Regions from separate parts of the Homo sapiens genome. Here regions 1, 2, 3 and 4 are each linked to region 5. A link is a loop called in an ENCODE intact Hi-C map of the cell type or tissue named here. Cell type or tissue: heart right ventricle. All regions are shown on one strand. Region 1 overlaps LINC01849 (long intergenic non-protein coding RNA 1849). Region 2 overlaps NPAS2 (neuronal PAS domain protein 2). Region 3 holds the start of CHST10 (carbohydrate sulfotransferase 10). Region 4 overlaps NPAS2 (neuronal PAS domain protein 2). Region 5 overlaps NPAS2 (neuronal PAS domain protein 2).

The links. Hi-C counts contacts between places; a loop is a spot of excess contacts. Peaks named below come from ENCODE experiments on the same cell type or tissue, not always from the same donor. Only the 100,000 strongest peaks of a DNase experiment are listed, where the experiment ranks them.
Region 1: a loop joins it to region 5, with 12 times the contacts of the local background. A loop is called at or near these places in 108 of 110 quality-filtered maps.
Region 2: a loop joins it to region 5, with 2.8 times the contacts of the local background. A loop is called at or near these places in 29 of 110 quality-filtered maps.
Region 3: a loop joins it to region 5, with 4 times the contacts of the local background. A loop is called at or near these places in 21 of 110 quality-filtered maps.
Region 4: it touches region 5 in a loop (2.0-fold over the local background); 7 of 110 quality-filtered maps call a loop at or near these places.

Annotation. Positions count from the first base shown.
Region 1 is chr2:100,607,911-100,612,910 of GRCh38, reverse strand. LINC01849 (long intergenic non-protein coding RNA 1849) reads right to left here. Exons shown (of 3, transcript NR_146956.1): 3 at 3,553-3,971. Among named protein-coding and RNA genes, the nearest start is that of LINC01849, 6.7 kb to the right of the region's middle. In heart right ventricle, CTCF peaks have their summits at 2,230 and 2,434; a DNase peak (open chromatin) is centred at 2,420.
Region 2 is chr2:100,829,817-100,834,816 of GRCh38, reverse strand. All of the region lies in intron 1 of NPAS2 (neuronal PAS domain protein 2), which reads right to left. Among named protein-coding and RNA genes, the nearest start is that of NPAS2, 12 kb to the right of the region's middle. In heart right ventricle, no CTCF peak of the experiment used is centred here; a DNase peak (open chromatin) is centred at 2,777; H3K27ac peaks cover 3,581 bases.
Region 3 is chr2:100,414,533-100,419,532 of GRCh38, reverse strand. It overlaps CHST10 (carbohydrate sulfotransferase 10), which reads left to right and starts at 1,865. Exons shown (of 7, transcript NM_004854.5): 1 at 1,865-2,159; 2 at 4,422-4,492. RefSeq lists silencers at 1,760-2,209, 2,220-2,369. In heart right ventricle, no CTCF peak of the experiment used is centred here; a DNase peak (open chromatin) is centred at 1,982; H3K4me3 peaks cover 2,377 bases; H3K27ac peaks cover 1,654 bases.
Region 4 is chr2:100,901,291-100,906,290 of GRCh38, reverse strand. NPAS2 (neuronal PAS domain protein 2) reads right to left here. Exons shown (of 21, transcript NM_002518.4): 2 at 1,505-1,558. The coding sequence starts at 1,536. Among named protein-coding and RNA genes, the nearest start is that of NPAS2-AS1, 73 kb to the left of the region's middle. RefSeq lists enhancers at 2,482-3,004, 2,711-3,910. In heart right ventricle, no CTCF peak of the experiment used is centred here; DNase peaks (open chromatin) are centred at 550, 2,300 and 3,220; H3K27ac peaks cover 3,892 bases.
Region 5 is chr2:100,982,196-100,987,195 of GRCh38, reverse strand. NPAS2 (neuronal PAS domain protein 2) reads right to left here. Exons shown (of 21, transcript NM_002518.4): 16 at 4,819-4,965. Among named protein-coding and RNA genes, the nearest start is that of NPAS2-AS1, 7.5 kb to the right of the region's middle. RefSeq lists silencers at 2,099-2,238, 2,123-2,318 and enhancers at 3,250-3,749, 3,750-4,251. In heart right ventricle, a CTCF peak has its summit at 2,156 (motif pointing right); a DNase peak (open chromatin) is centred at 2,175; H3K27ac peaks cover 1,688 bases.

The DNA.
Region 1 (5,000 bases), 370 kb after region 5:
AAGGGGCAGGGTAGGGAGCAGTGGGCACCAAGCTATGGTAGAAAGGGGAGTGGCTGGGAAGGTGGTGAGGAGACTTGGTTTCCAGCACTGGTAACCCGGTGCAACCTTGGGCAAGCCACTGCACCTTTCTGAGCCTCTGTCCTCAACCTGTGCAGGCGGGAAGATTGTCCTGGTCCCCTGGGCCTGCAGGAGGCGGATATTCAGAGTCCAGGGGAGCCCGGGCCACAGCATTCACAGGCTCTTACATCTACATCTGTGTCCTCCCCCACAGAGCTTCCTGGCTGTGGGGTGAAGGCCTCCTCCCCAACCAGCCTCACCCCTTTCCCAACCATCTGGTGCACAGGACCCTACAGCCTCAATGGGTCTTGGCTTCAGCCAGACCCTCTCCCATTGCCAGGTGGGGAACCCCGGCTTCCAGCCCCAGCCTCCCTCCCAGCACAGCCCTCATGAGGGCACAGGCCCAGAGGGGTGGCTCGGTGCCATCTAAATACCTGAAGAATGGGCAGATCCCACGCCTCGGCCACCTTCCCTGCCTCATCAAGTGTTTCCGTCTTCTAGGAGCTGCTGTGGAGATGAAACGGGCATCCCCCAGGCCCTGTGTCCAAAGCCCACGGGCTTTTCTTTTTTCTTTTTCTTCTTCTCTTCTTCTGCTTTTTTTTTTTTTTTTTTTTTTTTTTTTGAGACAGGATCTCACTCTGTCACTCAGGCTGGAGTGCAGTGGCACGATCTCGGCTCACTGCAACCTCCACCTCCCAGGTTTAAGCGATTCTCCTGCCTCAGCCTCCCAGGTAGTTGGGATTACAGGTGTGAGCCACCACACCCAGCTAATTTTTGTATTTTTAATAGAGACAGGGTTTCACCATATTGGCCAGACTGGTCTCGAACTCCTGATCTCAGGTGATCCATCTGCCTTGGCGTCCCAAAGTTCTGGGATTGCAGGCATGAGCCACCGGGCCTGGCCACTTTTCTTACCTTCTAAACAAGACTCCCACCTCGGCAGTGTGAACTTTCAGCCTGGGCTCCCCACCTTGGGGCAGAGGGGGCTGCCCTCCATACAGCGGGGCCTGTGCCTTCCTCCACGCATGGAGGTAACAAGACTCAGAATTAGCTGTCATGGTCAAAAAAAGTCCTCCACACACGCGACGGCCCAGAGATGTTGCCATGGTAAAGGGGGCGTCTAGAGAACAGCGGGTGCTCCAGGAATCCCCGGCATTGAGACAAATGCTAGCGCTTGTGCTGGTGGGGCACACACAATGCACCCAGCTTCATTCTGCCCTGCCAGCACAAGGGAGCCAAGGCCCTCCGGACTCCCGAATATACTTTATGATGCTCGAGGTTCCAAAGCCGCCATGAGGATTCTCAGGGCTGTTGTTTATTTGTGAACTTAGGAGACAGCAGAAGGAACAAACAAAACTTAGTGCTTGACAGCCGTCATCTGATACATGAAATTACATTGCCTAGCTCCAAGACAGCAGCAGTGAAAGGCAGGGGCCCTCCCACCTAGGAATGTATTGTCCGGTTGGGGAGACAAGGGTAAAGAGGCTTTAATGCCAAGTGGCAGGTGAAGGCTTGAGCAGTGCGGTCCTTGGTCCTCGTGGGGTCAGCATATCACCTGGTAATTCTCTCCACCTGCTCCTGCCAGACTGATCCAGCCACCCATGTGTCCCACAGGCTGACTGACAACTGCCTGTATAGTCGCCAGCTGGTAACTATATTGAGATCGCCTTCATGTAGGAAGGCATACCATCCCCATTTTCCATGAGGGGAGACCGAAGTTCAGGGAATCCGGGTAACCCCACACAGTCAGGGGGCAGGACCCAGATCCACACTCAGGCTCATCAGATTCCTAAGCCCAGGAGGCACGGGAGATAAGACTGGCATGAAGAACGTGGTCTCAGAGCAGTCAGGATTTAGTGGGCACATGGATGGTGAATATTCCAAGCAAGGAGATAAAGCAACGAAAAGGTTTAAAGAATTAAATTCCCCATGACAAACGTTTTGCCATTTGAGTCAAGTTGGGTAATCTCCGTTCTAGACTTATTTCTGCTACTGAAATTCCCTGGATCGCTTAACTTCTCTGAAATTTAATTCCCTCCCTTGCAAAATGGGGCATGCTTATGCCACAGGGACATTGCCACGAAGGCATTTTCAGGGGGTTAAGACACCGCCTGAGTACAGGATGTCACTGTTGGAGAGATTAATTTTAAGGGTGACTAATGAGTTATGAGCAATTTGTGTGGGAGCTGACCCAGGGTATCCAGAGCTGCTCAGAAAGAGGGTGCATGGAAAAGCCTCTGGGGATGCTGCTCCCCTCCCCGGTGTATTGCAAGCTTGTCATCCACCCGCTTCTTCAAAGGGGTTTCTTCTGGCTGCAGAAGGGAGGATGCACAGACCCAGGCACGGATCCCTGGTAGATCACGCCCTCGCGTGGCCGCTTCCTTGCGTGACAGCTTGGCCTGTGGGTGCCGGGTTAGTGGAGGATGAGTTCCAGAGCTGGAGGCGCGTTGCAGGCAAAGGGTGTGATGGGGGCATGGACTGAGTAGGCAATGTGCTCCCCAAGGCTGTGTCCACCTCAGCACCCGCCCTGTGGCTCCCTGTCCCCTCTTTCCACCGACCCCGGGACCTCACTGCCCCCAAACTCTTGCTGCATACAGCTCAGTGGAAGGGGAAATAATTTTATTATTTCTCTTTCTCCCTCTGTGTTCACAGAATACAACTTTTGTTTCTGTAAAACTATCCAAATAATGACAAGAATACAAAATAGAAAGTTCAGGAAAAATTTACCCAATAGGCCACCACCCAAAAATAATTTCTTAAAAAATAATATTTTGGGAGTATCATTCCAGAGGTTCTCCAAACCTATACGCAAAAGAATAGATTTAGGGAAATAATTATTAATATATAAAATGACATTTTTGTGCACAGCTTTTTAAAAAGCAAAAGCATACAATTCGGTTTCATTGAACTTATAAGGAAAGGAAGCTGGGTGCAGCGGGATGTGCCTGTAATCCCAGATACTCCACAGGCTGAGATGGGAGGAACCTGAGCCTAGGAGTTTGAGAACAGCCTGGGCAACATAGTGAGACTCTCAAAAACAAATAGTATTAAAAAAAGAAAACAAAATTTAAAAGACTGGCAAATTTCAAATGAGTTCTTTTGTTTTAAGCTGATATCTTTGTATTTCTTTTTTTTTTTCTTTGAGACAAGGTCTCACTCTGTCTCCCAGCCTGGATGGAGTGCAGTGACACAATCTCAGCTCACTGAAACCTGCGCCTCCCCAGCTCAAGCAATTCTTGTGCCTCAGCCTCCCGAGTAGCTGGGATTACAGGTGCGCGCCACCATGCCAGTTAATTTTTTGTATTTTTAGTAGAGACAGGCTTTCATGATGTTGGCCAGCCTGCCAAAGTGCTAGGATTACAGGCATGAGCCACCGCACACAGCCTGATATTATTGTATTTATTCTTATAAAACATTTCCAACATATGAAAAAGTAGAGTGAATAATGAAATGGTCTTACAACTACTTTCAACAAATCAGGACATGCCCTTGGGCTTGGGTTGAGAAGCTTTTCTTCTTTTTTTAATAAAAATGTTCACAGAAGACACTAATTAATGGAGGTATACTTGTAGGCAGGATTTCCCAACAGGCCGGATTCTGTTCTATGATGCTAGAACCTGGACACTCAACATCTATCCCCGCAGTTCAGCTGGGGCCAGCACCACCTGGGCACGGGGCTTCCAAGCACTTTCCGTTCACTGTCTCTTGTGCTTTTGGGTACCTAGAAGGTGCATATTATTATTGTTCCCACTGTGGGGCAATGAAGGCCTGGAGAGCAAAAGCCGCCTGTTCAGGTTGGGATGTAACTTCAGGTCTGTTGGGCATCAGAGCCTGGGCACTGGAGATCATTTCTGAAATGATGCAGGGGCTACATGTAAGATCCCAGGTACTCATGCTGACAAAGAACAAAAAATCTGGGTGGAAGAAGATTTCAAGAGTTAGTGACCTCAAAGCCCCATTATCTCAAGCAAAATGAGAGGAAATTCTGTCCTATCTTCCTGACTTTCTTGAGAGAAGTTTGTTTGGGAAACTTCCTCTGCCATCGGAAGTAAGATGGACAAAAACATCTTTCAGAAGATGACGGAAGCTGAGCCTGGCTGGGCCACCTGTGGGTGTCTCTAGAATTCAACCTTTTATAGGTAATCATACTGTTACCATTCACTCAAGACCCACTGGGCCATGAATCCTGGATATTAACTATGAATGAGGGTATTTTTTAATAGAAAATTCAAAAATAATCACAGGAATAATTTAGTATTTTTGCAATAACTACTGAGGTTAAGAAGCAACAGTAAATATGTGCCTCTTGAGAGCTTGGTGCTCAAAGCCAGGTGGCGGGAGCTAAGGGTCAAGCTTAGGGTGGTCTGGCTGCCAGTCCTAATGGCACAAGGGCAGTGAGATGGGCCAGTCTGACACCATGTACACTGGGACCCCCATAGCTGCCACCTCCAGCCACAGCCTACCTCCCAAAGCTTTGCCCTGATCAGCAGGGCCCCAAAGGACCTGTGTGAGAATTCTATCAGTCAGGGCACAGACCAGGCCCCCGGGTAAGTCTCACTCCCACTGGGGCTTATCTGGTCTCAGCTCCTGACTAGGACTCTGGTCCAACCCAGTGCTGTCTTCCAGTCTCTACCTGAACGGGCCAACTGCATCCCTGCCTCAAACCTGCTCTTAGCCCACCTCCGCTGTTTCCTAACGGTGGCCAGGACAAACAAGGTAATTATTGTAGTCATACTGATAGTATGAACTTAGAAATCTGAACTTTAGGCTGGGCGTGGTGGCTCACACCTGTAATCCCAGCACTTTGGGAGGCCAAGGCGGGTGGATCACTTGAGGTTAGGAGTTCGAGACCAGCTTGAGCAACATGGAGAAACCCTGTCTCTACTAAAAATACAAAATTAGCTGGGTGTGGTGGCGCATGCCTGTAATCCCAGCTACTCGGG
Region 2 (5,000 bases), 150 kb after region 5:
AGGCTGAGGCAGGAGAATGGCTCGAACCTGGGACGTGGAAGTTGCAATGAGCCAATATCACATCACTGCACTCCTCCAGCCTGGGCAACAGAGTGAGACTCCATCTCAAAAAAAAAGAAAAGAAAAGAAAAGAAAAATGATAAAGGGATGGCCAAGGATGGCAATGTTATGGGATTAAAAAGTACGGGTGAGAAAATCCTGCAGCTGACCCTGACCCCGCCTGGCATACATGAGAAGCACTATTAAAAGCTGGTCAAGTAAGTAGGCAGTTTAGTCTCCTTCATAGGCATGAATGAGCTCTGTGCGTTCAGTCTATCTGAAAAAAGTCAGATGTCCGCACCTAAGAGAGTCAGCTGGTTCCCACAAGTCAAGTGGACGGTCCGTGTCCATCCTTGTCCTTGTTTCTCCCTGTACCCAGCTGCCTCTAGCACCCAGCCTTCCTTATCTTATGCTACTCACGGCAGAGAGCAGATTGTGGAGAGCACACAGAGAGATAAGGCGATTCAGGCAGAGTGGGTAGTTGGCCTGTGGCGTGGCCCTCCCAAAACCTCTGGGTGGAGAGTGCGCCGGCTGAGCCCAGAAAGCCTCATTCTTATGGATTCTCTGGAAGCAGGGCCTGAGAAACCCCTGATTCTCCAGGTGAGGAAGCCTCTTCAGGACTCATCAGAGAAAGAGAAGCACTGAGCCACCAGGAAGGGGTCGGCTGGTCTGTTCGGTGCCGGGCAAGCTCCAGGAGTCAGCAAAGGCCTCTTTGCTTTCTGAGCCTCTAGTTTTTACCTGGAAAAGGTGCACCACGTTGTACCAGATGATCACTAGGGTCCTTTCCTTCCACCTCAAAACCAGCTTATTAACCAGAATTGGGAGTGTGTCTCCAATCTGAAGAATAAACTCCTGGTTCCGTTGAAAACCAGGTGATCCTTATTCTTCAGGGGATGCTGACATAGGAGACAAACAATAGGATCCTTTAAGAACTGTGGGAGCTGAGCCTCCATTCTGCAAGCCAAGCCTCTTTAGATAAAAAAGAAAGGCCACATGAAGTAGCACATGTCACATTCATCATGGCAAAACAGCCCCACACATCCCATAAAAATTTCAGAATCCATGGGATACACAGAGGCTATTTGATTTGGACTGAAATCCCAGACACAAAAGGTTATCAGGGTACTTTGCTCTTATAAATGGCAAAAGCTTTCAAAAGCACACTGTGCAGCCCCAAGCAACTGCCAAGACATTCTGAGTGTTTGGCTTCTAGAGTTGAAGTATTTCACTTCCCCCACTTCATGTTAGCTTTCAAGAGAACACTGGGATATGTTGGGGTTTTACTTGCTAGAATGTACCTTGTCTGAAAAAACCAAGTACTTCATTCAAGAAGAAAACACCTTGAGGCTGGCATTTACCCAGCTGGGTGTGCAAGAGTTTGAGTGAACTGGTCACAGCGCAAAATAAATCAATAGCACTACTTTTCATTTTTATGAAACTCTAACAAGCATTCTCTCCTCTTGATTCTCATCCTGAGTATCAATATCTCCCTTTCACAGACGAAGAAACTGAGTCATGGGGTTTATGCAACTTGCCAAGGCCACTTGGTCACAGTGACCATATCAGGGCGTCAAAGCTTTCTGCTATGGGCCATGCGCTGTCCTCGTTACACCATTTAAAAATGCCCTGGCCCATAAGACGATGGCCACTCACACACTGTGATTTAAAATCAGGTCATAGGGTGCTGCTGGCACACCCACGGTGCAGGCTGAATGTTTTTATAGGTGTCTCATATAAACAGGCTGCAATAGATGCAAGAGCTGCCAAAGTCTGAGCTGTTAGAAAACACAGACATCGCCTCAGGGAAGCACATCCGAATGATACCACCCAAAGAAGTACAAAATGGGCAAAGAGATGCCGTTGCTTCATAGAGATATGTGCTTAGACACATGGCACGAGGAAAACATAAGGAGATTTTGTACAGAGAGGTTAGATAGCTGACCACTTTGGACACCTAACTCACACAAACACAGCACAGCTTCCCAGAAACTGGGAGCCCAAGAAGAATTAACTATTCCTTTTAAAATTTAAGCATGGTGTCTCCTGCACTAGCACCCCCATTGTTTCCTGGGTCATTGCCAGGCAGGGGCCCATCCAGGTCTCTTAAGCAGACCAGCAGCAACGTTCTTCTGGGGAGAATGCTACTAGACCAGGCATGGCGAGAGGAGAAAAACCTACTGCACAGTTGGAAGGCTAACCAACAACTCCCACCGAGGGACTGTGTATATACCAAACAGTACAAGACCAAACAGATGTGGCGCACACTGGAGCGCACCACCTTGCTGCCCAATAAATCCCCATTTTTCACAGAGCACCGGGAACATGACTCCCTGAACTGGTACAGCAATAGCAGCAGGCCTTGGCTGAGGAGGAGCCAACAATTGCCAGGGCAGGTACAACATGGCAACCGTCAGGTAAGCGCTTGGAGCAGGTCTCTACAGAAATCAGGGGACAAGGATGATGAATGACCTGCCCAGGGTGGGAAGGGAGATACAGGTGGCTCAGGGTGCTGTGAGTTTCCTGAGACTCTCTTTGAGGGGCTCATATCTGCTGTCTGGCAGTCAGGAATCAGCACAGTTCTTCTCTCATTCTCTCCATGGAATGTGATAGAATGCCGATGTGCCTACCCTACATGAGGTGCAGGGGATTCAGCGGGGATCGCAGGCCCAGGCAGAGCCCAGCTTGGTCATGAGAATCACACACACACACATCAGGACAAGAGCAATGATGCCAGCAGCTGGAGCCTTGCCAGGAAGCATCCCAGGAATAACTGGAGAGCAAGTTAAGGACTTGGGGCCCTGGCAGCTGAGAATCAGCATGCTAGGGGGTAAATGACAGCAAACGAAGGCAAAAAGAATATGGGTTTGCAGGTTTGAGAGAATAGAAAAGCCAGGAAGGAGATGTAAAATGCAGGATAGGGGTCTATTTTCATCAAGGCCACCTTGAACTGGATCCAAATCCAGGGGTCCCGTGCTTCCCCTGGACAGTTTCCAAAAGTGGTACCTTTTCAGATCAAATGAAAGTAAAGAAGATTTTATTTTGCTTGAGAGATCATAAAACCTCTAAAAAATTGCCATGCAAATTGGTTGTGAATGAATCTCTCTCTCCCACAATGCTATGAAGGGGAAAGGGGGGAGGCCATAAAAGGAAAATTCTCTCTGACCATTAAGAAGGCCTTGGAGAGGTCACACAAAAACTTCCATCTGCTTTTGGTCATTAGATGAGCTGAGATGACAGAGCTGCAGAGCAATCGTTCTCAGCAAGGTTCTAGCTGACACATCCGCCCCCACCTTACCACACACCCCACAACTTGGGGTTTAAAGTTTTCCTCGTATTTGTTATTAGATCTTGATCTCCAGGGAATTAGGCATCTTTTGCAGTAACTTATGATACTGTATGCCATGTCTTTCGTAGACAACACAAACTGAAGTGCTGACGTGGCAAACACACAATTTATTTTTATTTTTATTTATTTATTTTTTGAGACAGAGTCTTGCTTTGTCACCCAGGCTGGAGTGCAATGGCGCAATCTCAGTCCACCGCAACCTCCGCCTCCTGGGTTCAAGTGATTGTCCTGCCTCAGCCTTCCGAGTAGCTGGGATTACAGCCATCACCACACCCGGCTAATTTTTGTATTTTTAGTACAGAAGCGGTTTCACCATGTTGCCCAGGCTGGTCTTGAACTCCTGACCTCAGGTGATCCACCTGCCTCAGCCTCCCAAAGTGCTAGGATTACAGGCATGAGCCACTGTGCCCAGCCCAAACACAAGATTTGGTAGGTCAATGTAGCAGCCAGACTGGCTTCCCCTTGTCCTCACTCCAACCCACCTCCTCAAAAAACCTCTCTAGCTACAAGAAAATGTTTCCTCCCCTCCCTTACTGTCAACACTTTGTCAACAGGCAGTGATCAGCACTGTTTGTCCCGTGACCTATGTGGACGTATGATGCTGTCTGCTTCTAAAAGGTCTTCACCCTCCATGATGGATAATGGAAAATTGAAGCCATCAAGTTCTGAGATTGAAAAAATAATGGATGGATGTTTCTATACAACACTAAAGACAGATCTGACTTCTACTGACGGGGACTATTTGTGAAAATACTCCAAAAGGACTCCAGCCCATGTCGGAGAACCATGACTAGCTGCTGGGTTGGATGAAGCTAGAAACCATCATTCTGAGCAAACTATCCAAGGACAGAAAACCAAACACCGCATGTTCTCACTCATAGGTGGGAACTGAACAATGAGAACACTTGGGACACAGGGCAGGGAACATCACACACCAGGGCCTGTTGTGGGGTCGGGGGAGGGGGAGGGATAGCATTAGTAGAAATACCTAATGTAAATGACGAGTTAATGGGTGCAGCACACCAACATGGCACATGTATACATATGTAACTAACCTGCGCATTGTGCACATGTACCCTAGAACTTATAGTATAAAAATAAAATAAAAAGAAATGGAGTTAACCCATCTGAATTAAGGAGAAAACAAATGTTTGCATTTGTATGCCAAAAAATATAGGCATTCATAAAAATTAATAAAAAATAGAGGCATTCTCATTTCTTCGTGGTCTCAAAGTTTCTTCTACCACCTGTCATGTTATTGCACGTAGTCTGATGACTAACAATTCTATTCGCGTTAGGATATTTGGGATGCCTCAATGCATGCAACAAAGACCAAAGAGCTATGCTGGCTGCCTCATGATGTCCCCAGGAAGTCTACTGATAGGTTGTTTTTGCTTTCAAGGTATCTTTTTCTTGTGTGGTCTGTTGACTCTGAGAAGGTTTTTTCTTTTGTCATCTTGCCTTTTCCTTTCCTATTGGAGGACAGCAGGTGGTGGGTGTTCCTGGGCTATGCACTATCACTTAGGAGTGAGGAAGTAGAAGGATGATCAGAGGTCCATGCCCAAGAGTGGTGCTTTTCAAATGTGCCCTTGCCTGAAGGGTGATTAACATTTCT
Region 3 (5,000 bases), 570 kb after region 5:
GACTGAGACAGGAGAATCACTTGAACCCAGGAGGCAGAGGTTGCAGTGAGCTGGGATGGCACCACTGCACTCCAACCTGGGCGACAGAGCGAGATTCCGTCTCAAAAAAAAAAAAAAGACTAAATACTAATATTTTCCTAGACATTCATTTATAGGAAAAAAAGAGGAACTATTTTGAAAAACTCCAACAAAAAAAACCAAAAAACCTCAGTTACCTTAGTTGTCAATGTGTAAGCCTCTAGAACAAACTCCATCTTTTAAAGTTTTGAACAGTATCTTGGGAATGCAGTAATAACAGTGACAATAGTGTGTGTTTGTTGCAGTGTTTACTACTGCGGGATGACTGTGCTTTGTATTTTAAATGCATCCTCTACAATATTCTTTAGTACCACACTTTTTTTTTTTTTTTTGAAGGAGTTTCACTCTTGTTGCCCAGGCTGGAGTGCAGTGGCGAGATCTCGACTCACCGCAACCTCCGCCTCCTGGGTTCAAGCAATTCTCCTGCCTCAGTCTCCCGAGCAGCTGGGATTACAGGCACGTGCCCCCACTCCTGGCTAATTTTTTTTGTAGTTTTATTAGAGACAGGGTTTCTCCATGTTGGTCATGCTGGTCTCGAACTCCCGACCTCAGGTGATCCACCTACCTCCGCCTCTCAAAATGTTGGGATTACAGGCGTGAGCCACCACGCCCGGCCTAGTACCACATTCTGTAGATGAGAAGACTGGGACACAGAGAGATGAGAGTGTGACAAGGTCAACAGTCATATGCAGTGACTAAGGCTCTGAATCCACGTGGTCTGATTCCCAGAGCCTTGATCCTTAAATCCTGCATAATATGCTGCATCACATCCAAGCTTCACATTTACTTACTTCTTTTCTGCCGTGCACGTGTATCGATTCAAATCCTCAAAGGGAAACCCAATGTCTCATCTCAACCACAGGGCCCCAAAAAAGGGCTCAGTAAACGTCTTCTGCATGAGGGACAGAACCTTTAAACCATGATTAGTAATGGGGCTAGAAGTGAAATACTCAAACAGCCAGCTCCCTCAATATTATTAACTCATTAAGGAGGGAACCAATAAAAAAGAAAAAAAACAAAAACAAAAACGCTTGTTCCTTGAAAGCTTTGAAAAATTGTGTGTGTGTGTGTGTGTGTGTGTATACATACACGTATCTATTTTACTTGTTTGCTAAATAGACACAGATATAGTCGGGTAGTTAACAAACATGTAGGTTGTATAAAAATAAAACTAGTTTATCTTCTTTGGGGCAATAAAATCCCAATACCTTTGAGGTTGACTCAGGCCTTATCCATTTCTGCAGGTTAAGAAGTTACAATTCTTCAGGTCTGTAAACTGGTCAGGCCGTTATCATTGTCCTTCGTTAATCCACTGTACCTAGACAACAGTTACATCCCCAACCCGGACAGCCAAGGGGGTTCTTTAAAGAATAGAACGTCCCCCTTTTACTAAGTAGGCTTATTAGAAAATGCTAGAAGTTACCCTTAACGCAAGCAAGTGGCCTTTTTCCAAGTTGGGGATTTAAGAAATTTACTTATCTATTTTTTGTATTTTTCCAAGGTGGTTTTGTGTGTGTGTGTGACTTTGTTGTTGTTTTGGTTTGGTTTTTTGCCTTTTTCCAAGTTTGGGATTTTTTTTCTTTCTCAAAAAGCGAACCTGTTTTCTGGATGGAGGCCCAGCGGGACTTGTTCCGGCCGCAGGTCTCGGTCAGAAAGAACGCTTTTGCAGCGGCAGAAAGGGAGACTCGGGATCCGGGCCTGGGGTCCCGCGGCCGCGCCCCTCCCCACTCCCCGCGACCCGCTGGAACGCGCACGGCCGGGGACGGCGGCGGGGACGCGCGCGGGCAGGCGGCGCGCACGGCCGGATAGGCGCGAGGGGGCCGCGTGAGGCGGTGCCGGCGTTCTGGCCCCCAAAGCCGGTCTAGCGCGCCGGGCGTCTTCCTTACTTCCGCTGCCGCCGCCGCCACATCCCGGGACCCGACGGGCCGCGGCGCGGAGGCCTCGGGGCAAGGTGGGGCGGGCCTCCCGAGCTCCCAGGACCCCGCGCGCTTCGCCCACAGGCCCGGCGAAGCCCGACCCGCGCGGCGCCCCCAGGGCCAGGGGAGGAGCCTAAGGACCCGGACGAGCGCCGCTCCAGTAGGGTGAGCTCGGGGACGCGCAGGCGGGTGGGTTTCAGCGCCTGGGCCCCTCTCCCCGCCGCGGGGCGCACGGAAAAACCGGGGAACCCGCGGGTTTTGTCCTGGCGAGCCACATCCCGGTGTGTTTTGGCGACTTGAAGACCTCCCTAGTTCGCGGGAGTAGCGGGAAGAGCCTTCCTCGCGTTAATTATGCAATAAGAAGGCGTCCTTGTGCGGGATGCTGTGACCCGCGGAATTATTGATATTGTGCGAGCCTACAATTTACTTCTTTCATCCTTGGCTGAGAATTTGCGTTTGTAATTGTAGATGGAGAGAGGAAGAAAGGGTTCAGCTTGGGTCCAAGGAGCATGCAGAGGAAGGCAGGGAAGAAGGAGCATGTGCAGCTTCGGTGCGAGGGGAGTCAGGGGTGGGAATGCACGTTCCCTGCCTGAGGGGCCCCGGGGTGCCCTGAGCCTCTGATCTTCGCTGTCAGGAGGCCTGTCCGAAGTTGGAGGTTGAGGCATGCAGTTCTGCACTTCTGGCTGGGAAGGTGAACCAGGTTTTCCAAAATGTCATTTTTGCTTTCCAAGTCTGCAAGGCAGGAAAGGGTTGGGCAGTGAATGGAAAGTAGTGCAGCCAGGTTCTGGTTAGCTCAGCGGCAGGACTGTCATAACGGTGGGTTTTTGTTGTTGTTGTTGTTGTTGTTGTTTTGTCTGAAAACCAGAGTCTGGGGCTTTGGGCCATGAGGAGTTGGGTTATTGCATTGCTTAGAGTGCCAGAGTGAGAAATGTCTCAGACGCTGTTAAAATTAGGCAGCTCAGTTTAGCTCTGGCTCTCTGATAACCAACCACCTCCTCCTTCACTCTTTTCAGTGACTGGGTTAAAATGAAAAGACACAAAGAGAGAAGTGGTCTTTTCCCTTCCCTCCCCATTATAATTAAGAGCTTAGTCCATCTTGGCTCAGAATTGGAATTCAGAATTCAGAATTGCTCTTGACCCTGAAGAATAGAATCTCAAAGAAATACCTGAGCAGAAAATTCTCTTCTTCGCTGAAATGAAAATTGGAGTGTTTGCAAAACTGAACAAAGAAAGGAAAGAATTTGTAAACATCACAGGCAACTTGCAGTTATATTCGGATCATTTTTCAGTGTTTGAGGAGTTCATACAATAAAAAGGTGAGAGAGAGCCAGGAATAGAAACAGGGGAGAGAGGTGGTTGCAGGACCTTAGAGATTGCAGAAACCCAGGAGTTCATTTTCTTTTCATACACTTCTGGATAACCTGGATGTGAGGACCATCAAATGCCGTACATGATGTTTCTAACAATGATGGACCACATATACAACAGTGGTCCCATAAGACTATACTACCTTATTTTTACTCTACCTTTTCTAATTTTAGATACACAAATACTTACCATTGTATTACAGATGCTTACAGTATTCAGTACAGTAACAGCAGTACAAGTTAGTAGCCCGGGAGCAATAGATGATTCCATATAGCCTAGGTGTGTGGTCAGCTGTACCATATAGCCTAGGTGTGTGGTTAGCTGTACTATCTAGGTTTATGTAAGAACGCTCTGATGTTTGCAGAAGAACATCGCCTAACGATACATTTCTCAGAAGGTATCCCTATTGTTAAGTGATGAATGACTGTATATAAAGCTTAATCTTTCAATCAACATAATAGGAAATTGCTTTTAATTTTAGCATTGAGTTCTTAGAGTAAAGGGAGGCAGAGAGAGACCGTGCTGCATGTGTCCCAGTCAGCTTGGGCTTTATTGTATGTTAAATGAGTTGTATGTTTATTTTGGTAGATCTCCTAAATCCATGATCTAATTCCATGACTTTGGCTTGTTTCTGGTTTTTTATGATATGGCATTTGGCTAAAATTTTCCAGGTGCTAAAGGTGTAAGGAGTACGAAAATCCAGAGAACATTTTGCATTGGAAGAATTGATCATCTTGTATAGGAATCCTATAACTATTTCAAACATACGAAACAGGCATAATTGGATTTGATTATTTTTGCTACAAAAAATGTTTCATTTTTCACACTAAGTTACATGGAAGAGTCTTTTAAACAGCTAGTGGTTTTGGTACATTTAGAATATTCATTTACCAAGAAATCCAAATATAACCTGCCTTTGTAAGAGACCCATTCTGCCAAATATATTTGAATCATCAAAATGGTTCACTATTTCCTTCCTAAGTATAAACCAAGTTGTATTAAGTAAGTTGATCTTGTAACTTTTAATAATGCTTTTTTTTTTTTAATTTTCCTATCCAGTGACAAGAGGAACCAAGAACCTCAGTTCAGGGGAAACACAGCAAGGAAATGTGAGCCCCAGGCTGCAGAAGGTACGTGAAGGAGAATGTGAGCTCATCAGTTATTTGAGCATGCCATTCAGTATTGTTCCTGCCTTTTTTCTTGCCTGTGCAGATTGTAAACTCTTGATTAGGAGTATGTAAATGTGTGCTTAGAAACGTTTCCTTAAATATAATAATAGGAGCATGCTCTGAGGCTGGGATTATGTGAGTTAGTACCTGCTGAGACCTGTGCTTGGTACAGAGTGAACCCCATACAGGTGTTTACTGTATATTATTATTATTGTTCATGAAAACCTGTCTTAACTACAGGTGTATTTCTCACTGGACAGTTAAGAGTGTTTTCATTCTCCTAACTAAGGGTGGTTAATCGTTCCAAGGCGGTAAATTGTAAGGATGACAACAGAGAAGACAAAGGAAATTTCTGTACGCAGATTGAGAGAAACCTTTACTATGAATTTGAAAGTCTCAGTGACATGCAATAGAACTTTATAGTATAAATTCATATGCCACACTTTGCATTATGGAGTTGTAATTTAAT
Region 4 (5,000 bases), 81 kb after region 5:
CTGGTCTAATCTAGTCTATTCATTTGTTGCTTGGAACCCAAGTGGATTTTGCAACCCTTGTAGGTTGTGACCTACAGTTTGCAAAGCACCTGGGTCCCAATGCCAAGTAAAGGGCTTGTCACTTCAGGATAAGCTGGGGAGTTCTATGCACTGATGCCTGTTTGAATTTTTATTGCAGAAATTTGCAAACATATGCAAAAGTAAAGAGTACTAAGAGTCCCCAGTGCTGATCTCCCAGATCCTGGGATGAAGGCTGTTCTGTCTACACTTCTGGCCATTTCCTCTGCTCCCTGATTTTTTTAAAGGAAATATTGGGGGAGTTTAAAACAACCCAGACTCCCCTTATGCCTTGCAGACTCAGGTCTGGCAGGTCTGGGGGTGGCCAGGGATTTGTGGTTCTCATGGCTGCCTCTCCAGGTGACATGGAACGACAGCTGCCCTGCAGCCACAGAGCTGGGTGGTACCTGAGGGCACTACCATTTACAGGTGACAAGCAAGCAGTGGGTTCTGTGAAGGGAAGTGGGCAAACCCTTTAGCTCTGCAGGCTCACGAGGCTGTCACAGAGGACGGAGAGCCCTGCCACACACAAGCAGTGGCAGAGGCAGAAAGGGGTGAGATCACAGCAAGGAGGCTGGTCCAGTGGGGTTGCAATGAAGAGTGTCTCCAGAGAGGATGTCCCCTGCTGCCAAGGCTCGTGGCTGGGCCTCCACCCGAATGACCTGCAGTGAGCCACTGAGGAGCTTCCTGCTCACGTTTTTTTCCCCAGAGCATGGCACAGTAACTGCCGACTTGGGTGAATCGTGTGAAACTGATGACATTCAACTGTTCCTGACCCTCTCAATGTCACTGTTATGATTCCACTGCATATCTAGTAGGCATTCAATACATGTCCAATGAAGGAATCAACATAGACAGGTTATCAGGGCTCTCACATGCCAGCTGCCAAGTTAGTATTTTTAGTTGACCCAACCACAGCGCAAGGTGTCTATGACATCTCCAATCTACAGCCGAGGAAACTGAGCTAATCTATGTATACAAAAGTGCTTAGCACAGTGCTGGGTGATGACTGCATGCTCACTGTGTGGCAATGATCATTATTATTATCCAAAGCCAGACAGAGCCCCAGCAACTGAGTTAGGACTTGAATCCAGGCCTGCTGGGCTCCAGTCAGCCTGACTTGTCAAGCAGTGTCTGTCCTGGAAAAGCAGTAACCAGAAGCCCTGAAAGATGACCAGTGTCAACAGGGGTACACAGGAGCATGACAAAAACCCAGACCACTCAGCCAGTCCTAGACAATGTGTCATTTCACAGTGAGGGGCAGGGCTGAGTGAGCTCTCTAGAAGGTTTCTCATGGAGCACTGCAATATGTCACAGAGAGTGTGTCCTACAGCTGCCTATCTTGCTGGTGGCCTCACCTGCACAGAGTGAAAGCCAGCGAGATTCTGCCAGGCAGACCCCCGGGGGCCAGAGAGCTCTGCTGAGCAGGGGGACAGCTGCATCTTACCTCTTGGCTCTGTCTTTCTCATCTTCATCCATTAGATTTTCTATGCAGTTTTTCCTGCAAAAAAAAAAAAAAAAATTAAAAAGAATGGATAATTACTGTCTGCTTCTACATCTTTCTTAAAAGTCTTTCAGGTTGTTGTCATTTTGGTCTTAGCCCAGTGGTTCTCAAACTTGTTGGTCCTGGCACCCCTTTACACTCTCAAAATGGACTGAGGTCTCCAAAGCACTTCTGTGTATGTGGGTTAAGGCTGAGAAATGTTTAAATGCACAGGCACTCTTTCATTGGGCATCGGAGCAATGAAGTCATCAGATGTCAAGTAACTTCTGGAAAAGTCAGAACAATTATGTCGTGTACACTCATGAGACAAGGAGAGCTCTTTTAAAAGGAGCAAATAACGAGTTAATTATATTTTGAAAAAATGTCTTGACCTCAAGGACCCCAAGGGTCTTCAGACCACACTTTGAGAAGTGCTGTCCAGACCTGCTCAGTGAAGCAGCATCTGTTCCTCTCAAGCCTTAGGTCGCACGCACCTCCCAGTGCCTGCCTGGGATCCGTTAGCGACACCACAGCGGGCCTTGTTCACTCCTGCTTGCAGGACCCCAGTGGCCTATGACATCCTAAAGGAGAGTGTTTATCTGTCCATTCAAACCACACAAGCTCCTCTGACAAGTGGCCTGGAAGAATCAGCCCCAAAGGAGTGTAATCCGCAGTTCCTCCCTTAGGGCGTTTACTCTCCTTGAGACAGCGAAGGTGCACAGATGTGAAAGATTACGTAACAATCCAGGAATGTTCTTCCTCAACACCGGAGCCTCTACTCTCCCAGGCCACTGGCTTGATGCTTCTCAGGCCCACAGATCCAGCTTCCTCTCCTACCACACGCAGGCCTGGGTTCCCTCCACCCCTCAGAGCTGCATAGCCCTGGCTCCTTTCTTCATTCACACATTTCCCAGAGCCCCACCTGTCTGGGGTGCGCCCCCCAAGTCAGCACATCAAGCAGAACCGTTCTCAGGGCACTCATGAGGCCAATGCCAGCTGTGGGAGTGGGAGGCTGAAGGCTGCGGTGGCTGGGAGGGCAAAGTGTGATCGAGGTAAAGGTGGGGACCATGGAGAAGCTGAATCACCACTGCCCACCCGCTTCTACGCTCAACACACAGGGTCTTCAGTCGGAACTCCCAAACCAGCACTTCGCAAATGCACCACCAATTACTCTTGAAATATAAAGTTTCAGATAAAAATTTTCAATGGAGCCAATCAATCTTTCTCTGAGCTCATTTAGTTTTGTGATTTTGGTCACCTACGTACACAAACATGGGTCTGAGCCAAAGCAAAGATGAATTCTGCAGCCACAGCCCCTGTTCACATAATGCCCATGCAGTCAACAGCAGGCATATTCCACAATGGACTAGCAAGAAATGCTGCTTAGAAGTTAAAGCCTGTATTACAATTGAGTCAGCGTTAACACATCTGCAAACAGGCCTGTGCTTAATGTTTTCCAGATGGAATCTGTTCAAAGTTTTATGTCAATTCATTGAATGATGCCCTACCCCAAGCCTGTGCTTCCAAGGAGAATGGTGGCTGATCAAAGCCCCAGGGCATGAGCAAGGACCCGGCCACGCTGTGTTCTTTACCAGGGGCCCCTGGACAGAGCTTGTCCACAGGAGGGCTGGCTGCTGCTCCTCAGTCCACTCTCCTGAGCTCCTGGGATCCTGTTTGGATGACCAGGGTTGCTGAGTCATAAACTAAACATCTAAAAATGACTAATAGCTCTTCTTTATCAACCACATCTTCTGTGATTTGTATGTTTATCCCGCAGACATTTCCTGAATCTATAAAACCTGGATGCTCTACACCCATTTCCTCTTCTTCAGCATCCCTCTCATTTCCCTGCCCCGTTCCTCTCACTTGACCCGACTAAGCCATTCAGCTGAGCTGCACCCAGTGTGAGGAGAGGGCCTCTAAGCTGAGTTCCCATTGCACCTGTCACAGAAGCTCCGTGCTGATATTTTTACTATTTTGTCACCTCTGTTGTCTACCATGTTATTTTTTCACTTAAAAAATTGTGATAAAATACACCTCAGAAATTTACCATCTTAACCACTGCTGAGTGCCCAGCTCAGTGGCATTAAGCACATTCATACTGTTAGGCAACCATCACCACCATCCATTCCAGATCTCTTTGCCCTTGCAAAGCATAAACTATTCATTCAACAAGAAGTCCCCATTCCCTACTCACTCCAGGCTTCGCAACTGCCCTTCTACTTTCTGTCTCTATAAATTTGACTATTCCAGGTCTGTCATGTAAGTGCAACCAGACAGTATTTGGCTTATTTCACACAGCGTAATGTCCTCAGGGTTCATCCATGTTGCTGCATGGGTCACACTCTCCTTCCTTTTTAAGGCCGAGTGATATCCCATTGCACGGAAACGCAGTGTTTTGCTTGCCCATTCATCTGTCCATGGACATGGGCTACTTCCACCTCGGCTGCTGTTGAGTGTGGGTGTCCATCCCCCCTTGCGTTTTAGAGTCACCCTTTTACTTAATAATAGGATCTGGAACCAGCTTGAAGGCAAACAAGGAACAGGATGGAAGGGAAGAAAAGCAGTCCTCTGAGGTCAGGTTAAAGGAATCACAGAGAAGTTTAGGGGGTGACAATGACTCTTCTCAACCGTATAAAGTTTTCAGTGAGAAGGATTTTGAGCATCTACTTTTTTTTTTATTTTGATCACAGAGTGCCAGAAAACAGAAAAGGAGCTTAAATGAAAGCAGAGGAGATTTTGTTTGGAGCTGAGACATAATGGTTGAGGTGATGAACCCCCAGAGTGAACAATGGAGGGATGCCGTACAGCCTTTACCCCAGATAACCATGTGTCCTACGTGGCGTAGACAGTCACGAGGTGTGTGAATCAGGGTCCCAACAGGAAAGCAGAAGGCGGGTGGGATCCTCTGAGGAGTGCTGACTTACAGGGGGGCTCTTTGTAAAGGTGTGGGTGGGGAGTAGGGAACCAAGAGGGACAGTGTGGTTACCTGAGGTGGGGAACGGCAGAGCTGTGAACACCTGTAAGGGGAAGGGACAAGAGGGAAATTACTTCCCAAACCTGGAAGGAGTGTGTCCCATAGGAGGCGGCCTTCAGTGAAGGGACAAGAAGGGAGCCAAGGGAATAAACACTCTCATTCTCCACCCACCCTCTGATCTCCTGCTGCATCTCCTTTAGCCATGTCTGCAGGATCCTCTGCACAGGGGAGCGTCAGGGAAGAGAGAAGGGAACACGCCCGGTAACATTCATCTCTCTGGGGCTCTTCCAGTTCTGGGTTTCTTGGGTTTTCCTAGAACACAAACTCTCCGGAGTCTTTTTAAGCTTTGTAACATCCCCCCCAGTTTGAAATCCAGGCATCTGCACCTAGCAACTGACCACACAAGAAATCATGATCAACAGTAACAATAATTATGGGAGCCTGATGAAAGGAGAGGCTGAGAGGGGTTCCCAGAACAACCTG
Region 5 (5,000 bases):
GGAGGCCAAGGCGGGCAGATCGCTTGAGGCCAGGAGCTTGAGACCAGCCTAACCAATATGGTGAAACCCTGTCTCTACTAAAAATATAAAAATTAGCTGGGCATGGTGGCGCACGCCTGTAATCCCAGTTATTTGGGAGGCTGAGGCAGGGGAATTGCTTGAACCTGGGAGGCGGAGGTTGCAGTGAGCCAAGATCGTGCCACTGCGCTCCAGCCTGGGCAACAGGGTGAGACTCTGTCTTAAAAATGAATAAATAAATAAAACAGTTGTTTAGGTGCTTAGAAAGATTTTACTTCTTAGCTTTATAAGTCTGCCTTGTTAGGTACATAAAATGCTTGAAAGATTCAGATAAATTAAATGTGTAAATGAATAGTTTTGGTAGATAATGTTGATTATTCACAATCAACCTATCAACTAATTGAACATAAATAAAAATCTAGTTAGAGCATTGCTCTTTTTAGACCAAATTAGTAGATTCATAAATAAAACGGAATCTGTCAGTTGACTCTAAAGTTTTAAGAAAGACAACTTTTGTAATTTTAATAATAATTTAATGACAGACCTGAAACTGGCTTTTTAAACAAAAGTACCTCTTGGGTATTAAAAACATCAGATGGCACTGTGTCTATCATGATTCTCAACATACACTGTTCCAGTCCATCAGGCCCTTAGCCTGGAGTTCTTTAGGGGGAAGGCTCTCTGGCTCCCAGCATCTGACGTTTTTCACCCCATTCCTGTACTCAGTGCAGTCCCACCTCATATGCAGTACAGGACCGACAGGCTGACATCTGCTGAGTGTCAGCGCAGGTTTGGAGAGGCAGGCGAGGATCCCACCATGCAGGCGCGCTGGGGAGACTTACGGATCAGTTCGCTCAAGCATCTGTTTCATGGGTGGGGTCGAGCCACTTACCAGAGGCCCGAGATGGGCAGGTGGCTGAGCTGGGGCTGGGTTCTGATCTTTCTACCATCCCACGGGACCTCCCCAAACTCCTCTCATGCCCCACCCACCACAGAGAAGCCTGCAGTTTTGAAATGAGGACTCCTTGTCACTTTAGAAATTAAGAAGAATTTTCTGGGTATCCATCATTTTACACATTTTGAGGATTCATGTTTCATGCAATCCCAGCTCCCTATTAAAATAAGACTCATTTATAGCACATAGGGCAACCTATACTTCATCACTTCAGCAAAAACCTAGTAGTCAAACCCAATTACCATGCGTTTTTCTGGTAGGACACAATTTACCTTTTGATTAGAGTTTGAATAAATCCAACCTTTATTGATGAGAGGCAGTATAATTTACCTTAAAGCAGACCTATCTTAGCTCAAATTCCCACCCTACCATTTACTAGCAGTATGGCCTTCGGCAATTTTAATAACTTTTCAAAGCCTTAGTTTCCTCATTAGTAAAAAATAGTGACATTAAAAAAAAATAGTGACATTAAGAGCATATATCTTATTAAGGACTAAATGAAGTTAATGCATATAAATGACCTGAGACATAGTAAGTACTGAATGAATGTCAGATAATAACATTCAAAATGAAAAAAGGAGCTTTTTCCTCCTTCGCCTCTTTGGGCATATAAAAACTGTTTGATAAATGAATGAATGGAATAAATGCATGTATGAATGAATAAACATATGAATGGTGCTTTCACTCAGAGAAGGGCAAACTATGTCTGCTGGTGTTATTTATGTAACAGACTGTAACAGCAAGGTGTGCTACTCTGTCCCATCGATGTATATCCTCTGACAGTAGAAACCCTGCCCTGTTTATCTTTCTGTATCCTCACAGTGCTTAACCACGTGCCTGGTAAATAAAGGGTGTCTGTCAGATGGATGGATGGACTAAAGGATGGATGGAAGGAAGAAAGGACGGGCAGAAGGATGTATAGAAGGGAGGGTGGCCAGAAGAAAGGATGGACAGATGGCGGCTGGATGGAAGGACGGATGGAAGGATGGACAGATGATGGCTGGATGGAAGGATGGATAGATGATGGCTGGATGGAAGGAAGGAAGGACGGATGGAAGGATGGATAGATGATGGCTGGATGGAAGGAAGGATGGATAGATGGATGGATGAACCAGTTGAGGAACACGTCATTTGCCATTGCTACAGGTGTCCTTCTAGGCATTCCTTTGAGCAGCCAGCAGAGGGCGCGCATGCTCTCAAAAAGAGCAAGAGGCAGCCTTGGAGGGGGCGATGGGCCTTTCAGCACAACAGCTCTTGTCCAGGTAGCCCCATTTTCATGACCCCATCCAGGTGCAAACACCAACAGCCCTTCAGGACTTCTTCCTCATAACCCAAGGTTTTTTTGAAAAAAAAAAATAGTAAGCATCACAGGCACATATAGCCTCGACGAAAGTTTTGAAGCAATGAAGTAAAGCATCACAAGTCCACTGAGGTTGGGATAAAGGCCACTGGGTGGGGGACTGGTTCCTGGTTTGCTGCTGGGCACAGCCGTACTTCTGTTTATCAACAATAAAGTAGAATTTTGTGGCTTAAGGAGATGGTGACTTAAAAGGGCTCTGAGGTCAACTTTATAGAAAACATAAAAAAAAAAAAAAGTTCTCCAAGTGGGAAAAGTTATCAGAGAAAACAAACCAACAACTTCTAATTTTCAAGAACAAACCAATCCTACACTCACAGATGATTTTTCATTAGTGTTATCTGCTTATTTCTACAAATACTTGTCATTACAGGACATTTTAGAAGTATACAAAATAGACAAGTAATATAATGAAACCTTGGCATCACCATTAGGCTTCAACAATCATCAGTGTTTTGTCATTCTTATTTTATCTATCCCTCTACTTTTGGGGGTGGGCTGGAGTCATTTCTACTTGCTTATTCTTCACACTTGAATCACACAGTTTAGTTTAAAAAAAACAAATATCACATTTTGGAACATATTTCTTTAAGTCTTACAAAAAAACAAGGCAGGCTCCTTGAGGAAATATCCTCTGTCTCGACTATCTGTGGATTTCCATGATCTCTGGAAAATTCCACTGCAAAGATAAGGCCTCAGGAATGAACACAGGGCAGGAAGGCACCGGAGGGTGCAATTCCCATGCCGGCCGGCTCAGAACATCCCTCAGTGCACTGTGGCATAGGTACTTTGGGGTTAACCAAAGGCATAGGTCACAAGGAGGAAAAATACTTTGTTATAACAGGAGTGAAAGCGATAACCTTGCTGCCTGTTATTTTAAAATTCAGAAAAGGCAGGAAGTAGAAAAACTCCAGGCACTGAGGGGGATGTTCATACGCCTACCTCAATTTTAGCAGTTTCTGGCTCGATTTCCCCCTTCCTGTTAGTGTAAAAATTCCATTAAAGTAATTGGAGTCAGGCAAGCATTGGGCTCCCAGTCAGGCCCTGGATCAGTGAGAAAAATATTCCAGCTGGGAAGGCGTAAGTCAAAAGCCACTTTTTACCTATTCTGGTAAAAGGTGGAATGGCAGCTCGGTGACTCCATTTCTTTTCACGAGAAGGCCGAGCCTTTTTCTGGTCAATTTAAGGGTGCACTGAGGAGGTGGGGAGAGCAGCAGGGCTCTGGCATGGCCCAGGCTGTCTGAGTGAAGCCTGCTCAAGGCGCACACGCCGTGTCTTGAGGGGAGCAGGTGGGGAGGTGGCCTGTCCAGGGCGGGGCTCTTCTCTTTAAGGTGAGCAGCCACCTCTGAGAGGCCTGTGCAGGGGCAGGAAGGGGAGGGACAGTGAGCATCTAGAAAGCCACCAGGAGTGCCCCTGAGGGCCAGGCGGAGCTGCTGGGACCTCAGCGAGGCAGGATGGCCAAATGAGCATCTCCCTAAGCCCCCAGACACCTGCACCACTGTGTATTAATCTCAGCGTGCACCGGCTCACGGCGCTGTGCCCCGACAGAACCCGCCTGTCACCTATGGTAGGTGTGGCTGCACTTCAGAAGCTGTGTGGCCAGGGGAGGGTCTGCGTAGATGGTGATGGGGGAAGCAACAGGGACAGTGCTCCAGCAGAGATGTTATTTCTGCTTCTTTCTGTCCCTTCTAAGGGTCTCCAAATGCTTAGTGCTCCCAGGGCAGACGCCAAGGTTAGCTAGAGTTACATTTACAATCAAAGGCTGGGTCAGAATCAGGCACTTCTGAAGATACACAGTCCTGGACTAATGTAAGTAAAACATTATATATTATTAAAAGAGATCCAATATGTAAAGGTTTTCCTCCAAAACAAAACAAAAAACAAAACAAAACAACACCTCTCCAAACAATTCTAATATCTGGGGGTCACAGTGAGAGCTGCTGCTGCTAGGCTTTGCAGAGCTTCCCTGCTGGCACACCACAAATGGGGAGCCACCCAGCTCCCTCTGCAGTCTCCAGTAGGCTGTGATATGGATATCATCATTTCCCACATCTCCCTGGATGCCTGCGTTGGATGAGAAACAACAGAGCTGCTTCCATCTCCTCCTGATGGCAGCCTGGGCTGGGAGCTAGGAAAGCAAAGTTATAGAGGTGCAGGGAGGTACTACCCAGGACCGAGGCAGGCATCCATGCAGGGCAATCCAACGCCAAGTGCACAAGTGCAAACGTAGGTGGAGGCAGTGAGCAGATGTGCCTGTCAGAGTGAGGGGCGAGGGAAGAGGACATCAGGGGTGTGGCCTGGAGGCAGGGATGGGGACCGGGATTTGTTCCTTGTCCTTTGCAGAGACTGCAATATGCTTTCATAAGCAAATGGGGCTTGGCAGGGCAGTTCACAGGGCTTGGGAGGAAGTCCTGGCTGCCCGGAAATGGCGGCAGGACCCCTTCCCACACAGCAGCAGGGACAGAGGCCAGCCCGGGAAGGGGATCACCTGGACGTTGGAGTCCTGGACCAGGCAGAGCTGCTCCTGGATCTTGTGGAGCTCTTCCTGTTGCCACCGGATATTGGCCTGCAGGATCCGCGTCCGCTGCTCTAGCTGGTCTTTGATGGTCTGGAACATGCTGAACTGTGCCGAAAACTTCAAGGTGGAGCCGAAAAACATAATCAGATGAA